Regions from separate parts of the Homo sapiens genome. Here region 2 is linked to region 1. A link is an interaction called in ENCODE POLR2A ChIA-PET data of the cell type or tissue named here. Cell type or tissue: Caco-2. All regions are shown on one strand.

What was found. Peaks named below come from ENCODE experiments on the same cell type or tissue, not always from the same donor. Only the 100,000 strongest peaks of a DNase experiment are listed, where the experiment ranks them.
Region 2: POLR2A ChIA-PET joins it to region 1 with 6 read pairs; 4 of 35 experiments call an interaction of 5 or more read pairs at or near these places.

The regions. Positions count from the first base shown.
Region 1 is chr4:39,989,808-39,992,307 of GRCh38, forward strand. No RefSeq gene overlaps it. Among named protein-coding and RNA genes, the nearest start is that of PDS5A, 13 kb to the left of the region's middle. RefSeq lists an enhancer at 158-855. In Caco-2, no CTCF peak of the experiment used is centred here; no DNase peak of the experiment used is centred here.
Region 2 is chr4:39,514,082-39,516,581 of GRCh38, forward strand. It overlaps UGDH (UDP-glucose 6-dehydrogenase), which reads right to left. Exons shown (of 12, transcript NM_003359.4): 3 at 2-103. Among named protein-coding and RNA genes, the nearest start is that of UGDH, 12 kb to the right of the region's middle. RefSeq lists enhancers at 928-1,222, 1,070-1,214, 1,109-1,253 and cis regulatory regions at 1,137-1,147, 1,175-1,188. In Caco-2, no CTCF peak of the experiment used is centred here; a DNase peak (open chromatin) is centred at 990.

The DNA of each region.
Region 1 (2,500 bases):
ATACAAAAAATTAGCCGGATGTGATGGCAGGCGCCTGTAGTTACAGCTACTTGGGAGGCTGAGGCAGGAGAATTGCTTGAACCCAGGAGGCAGAGGTTGCAATGAGCCGGGATCACACCACTGCACTCCAGCCTGGGTGACAGAGCAAAACTGCGTCTCTGAAAAAAAAAAGAAGAAGAAGAAGAATGGAAGTATAGGCTGGGCCCAGACTCTCATGCCTGTAACCCCAGCACTTTGGGAGGCCTAGGCAGGCGGATTACCTGAGGTCAGAAGTTCAAGACCAGCCTGGCCAACATGATGAAACCCATCTATACTAAAAATACAGAAATCAGCTAGGTGTGGTGGCGTGCGCCTGTAGTCCCAGCTACTTGGAAGGCTGAGGCAGTAGAATCGCTTGAAACCCGGAGGAGGACGTTGCAGTGAGCCGAGATGGCGCCACTGCACTCCAGCCTGGACAACAGGGCCAGACTCCGTCTCAAAAAAAAAAAAAAAAAATGCCGGGTGCAGTGGCTCATGCCTGTAATCCCAGCATTTTGGGAGGCCGAGGTGAGCAGATCATGCGGTCAAGAGATTGAGACCATCCTGGCCAACATGGTGAAACCCCACCTCTACTAAAAATACAAAAATTAGCTTGGTGTGGTGGCACGCGCCTGTAGTCCCAGCTACTTGTGAGGCTGAGGCAGGAGAATTGCTTGAACCCAGGAGGCAGAGGTTGCAGTGAGCTAAGATTGCGCCACTGCACTCTAGCCTGGGGACAGAGCGAGACTCCATCTCAAAAAAAAAAAAAAAAATGGAAGTATATAATGAATAACCGAGGTTGTGCAAAATTGAAAGGACAAAAGTCAAGGAAGTTACTTTGTTTTGTTTTGTTTTATTTTGTTATTTTGAAATGGTGTTTCACTATCACCCAGGTTGGAGTGCAGTGGCATTATCTCGGCTCACTGCAGCTCGGACCCCCAGGATCCAAGCAATCCTCCCACGTCAGCCTTTGGAGTAGTAGCTGGGACTACAGGCACTCACTAGGATACCTGGCTTATTTTTGTATTTTTTGTAGAGACAGGGTCTCACTAGGTAGCCCAGGCTGGTCTCAAACTCCTGAGCTCAGATGATCCACCCGTGTTGGCCTCCCAAAGTGCTGGGATTACAGACGTGAACCACTGCTTTCTCCCTACCTGTTTTTCTTTTTTTGAGGAAGAGTCTTACTCTGCCCAGGCTGGAGTGCAGTGGCGCAATCACAGTTCACTGCAGCCTTGATCTCCTTCCTGAGCTCCAGCAATCCTCCTGTCTCAGCTTCCCAAAGTGCTGGCATTACAGGTGTGAGCCACCGAGCCCAGCCAAGAGAAACACTTTCTATTATTTATAACCAATCAAATGTCATTATAGGCCGGGCACAGCGGCTCACGCCTGTATTCTCAGCTACTTGAGAGGCTGAGGCAGAAGAATCACTTGAACCCAGGAGGCAGAGGTTGCGGTGAGCCAAGATCATGCCACTGCACTCCAGCCTGGGGGACAGAGTGAGACTGTCTCAAAAAAAAAAAAAAAAGTTGTTATATAATACCCAGCAGATTGTTAAGTACTTGAACTTCAAATTTCTAGTTTAACTGGAAATGTAACCAAATTAGAACTGGTAGCCAACACTATTTGACTTGTCTGAGAGATGTGCCAAGGATTTGCGCAACTTTTGCCTTATGAAGTTTTCCAAGTAATTATAGAAACTGCACAGTTCTTGGAATGTGGGCTACCTAGATAAATACTGTTTTGGGAAAACTCTACAGGGTTCAGTTATGCAGAGACTTGTCTAGAGACTAAAGAAAATTAAGCAGAGTCTGCAGGAAATTTAAGGACTAATTTCACTTTCTAATCATAACTGAGATATATCATAATTTTCAGGATACACGAAGTTTCTTGTTAATTGAATTATTTGATAAATTAAATCTTAACCAGAAAACTCCTTTTCTTTCCACTCTTTTGGAAATATTTCTAGAATACATCAGTTATTTTTTCAGTCCTTAGAAAGCACAGGATAGGCTGGGCACAGTGGCTCACACCTATAATCTCAATGAGATAAAGTACCTAAAAGTGCTTAACACAGTGCCTGGAGTATAATATGTGCTTAATAACTGTTGTCTACTATTTTCTTTTTCTTTTTCTTTTTTTTTTCAAGACGGAGTCTCATACTGTTGCCTGGGCTGGAGAGTAATGGCACGATCTTGGCTCACTGCAACCTCCGCCTCCCGGGTTCAAGTGATTCTCCTACCTCAGCCTCCAGAGTAGCTGGGATTATAGTTGCCTGCCACCACACCCAACTAATTTTTTGTATTTTTAGTAGAGACAGGGTTTTACTATGTTGGCCAGGCTGGTCTTGAACTCCTGACCTCATTATCTGCCTGCCTCGGCCTGCCAAAGTGCTGGGATCATAGGCGTGAGCCACCGTGCACAGCCTACTATTGTTAATATTGTTCATATTATTGCCATTATTGCTGTTAGTTCTCTTTGGTTT
Region 2 (2,500 bases), 480 kb before region 1:
CAGAAATAAATACAAGATCAGCTTCTTTGATGGCATCATCAATATTGGTAGAAAAAAAAAGATTTTTTCCTCGACAGGATTCTACCACTTCTTTTAGTCCTGGCTAAAAAGAAAAAAGAAAAGGAATTGTACATATAGCTTGCCAGTGATATGAGATAACCTAATAGTATAGAATTACATTTGTTAAAGGGCATGGTAATATTGTAATTTAAAGGTCTAGGTTGTGCTCAAATTACCTTTGTAGACAAGTTAAGGATCATATACCAAAGGCCATAAGTGCACATCTCATTTTTTAAATAGGGACAGGGTCTCACTCTGTCACCCAGGCTGGAGTGCAGTGGTGCAATCTCAGCTCACTGCAGCCTCCGCCTCCTGGGCTCAAATGATCCTCCCATCTCAGCCTCCCAAGTAGCTAGGACCACAGGAGCCATGAGGCCTGGCTAATTTTTGTATCTTTTTTTGGCAGAGATGGGGTTTTGGGGTTTCACTGGGTTGTCCAGGCTGGTCTCACATTCCTGGGCTCAAACAATCCTCCCATCTCAGCTTCCCAAAGTGCTGGGATTATAGGAGTGAGCCACCATGCCCAGCCCATTTATTTTATTTTATTTTATTTTTTTTTGAGACAGAGCCTCTTTCTGTCACCCAGGCTGGAGTGCAGTGGTATGATCTCGGCTCACTGCGACTTCCGTCTCCTGGGTTCAAGCAGTTCTCCTGCCTCAGCCTCCCAAGTAGCTGGGATTACAGGCATGCACCACCACACTGGGCTAATTTTGTATTTTTAGTAGAGATGGGGTTTCACCATGTTGGCTAGGATGGTCTTGAACTCCTGACCTCAGGTAATCCACCTGCCTTGGCCTCCCAAAGTTCTGGGATTACACGCACAAGCCACCACACCTGGCCTATTTTATTTTTTCATACAGGGTTTCGCTCTGTTCCCCAGGCTGGAGTGCAGTTGCGTAACAGCTCACTACAACCTTGACCTCCCAGGCTCAGGCAATCCTCCCTGCTCCTCCTCCTAAAGTGCTGGGATTATAGGAGTAAGTTACCACGCCCTGCCTCATAAGTACACTTAAGTAAATAAAGTAAAATGGAAATTGCCATTAAACTTGCTACAATCAGAAGAGCAGCTCATTTAATGCTTTGTCATTGTTTACCATGTGACTAACTCATAAGAGTTAACCATTAACTATGAGTATCAACACAATTTTCAGAAAATTCAAGGTCTTCTGTGATTTCAAGCAAATATATGATTTTGCATTGTCATTATGAATGCACATTTTTACTCCCAATAATTCAGGCCATAGAACTGGCTGTGAAAGTCAATTTACTCCATATATGCTTAAATAAATATAAATTTTTCTATATGCTTAAATAAATATAAATTTTTCTAAGTCCTATTGCAAGGAACCCTTTTATTTAAAAAAAAAATCCCAGTTTAACAGGAGATATATTTATGTTAAGAATATGGAGGGGTATAAAACCACTTAACAAATATTCTTATAAAAAAAAAATCAAGCCTAAATCTGATTGGACCTGTACCTTTAGATCTAACTACCAATTTACATTAAATAAAGAATAAGTTGAAAAACTCCAAGGAACTGAACCAGCAAAATCTAGACTGAAAAATTTCTTTTTTTTGAGACAGTCTTGCTCTGTCACCCTGGCTGGAGTGCAGTGGCACCATCTCGTCTCACTGCAACATCCACCTACCAGGTTCAAGTGATTCTCGTGCCGCAAACTCCCAAGCAGCTGGGATTACAGGCGCACACCACCATACCTGGCTAATTTTTGTATTTTTGGTAGAGACGGGGTTTTTCCATGTTGGCCAGGCTGGTCTCGAACTCCTGGCCTTAAGCGATCCACCCGCCTCAGCCTCCGAAAGTGCTGGGATTACAGGCATGAGCCACTGTGCCTGGCCTAGACTGTGATAATTTCTAGCCAATAAACAAACTGGTTTCTTCAACCAATAGATACTGGTTGAAGCACAACTATTGTGGGCTACCAGCCTGGGCAACATGGCGAAACCCCATTTCTACTAAAAAAATTTTAAAAAATAGCTGGGCATGGTGGCGCTTGCCTGTAGTCCCAACTATTCAGGAGGCTGAGGTGGGAGGATCACCTGAGCCCAGGAGGCGGAGGTTGCAGTGAGCCAAGATCGGGCCACTGCACTCCAGCCTGGGCCACAGAGCAAGGCCCTGTCTCAAAGAAAAACAAAATTATCTTTTAGAGATACATGATAAAGTATTTATGGATGAAATTATAAATAATCAGCATGGTGGTAGTTGGGAAGGAGGACTGGCCACGTAGATAACTGTTGAAACAAGATGATGGGCACACGGAGATTCATTGTACTGTTATCTTTAATTACATGCTTGAAATCTTCCACAACAAAAAGCAAAAAGAAAACATACCTAAACCACTGAAGCTCACTCTTAGGGGAGAAACTTCAAACAATATCCATCCATAATATTATGGATGTTTAGAAAACTATGTCTATAGC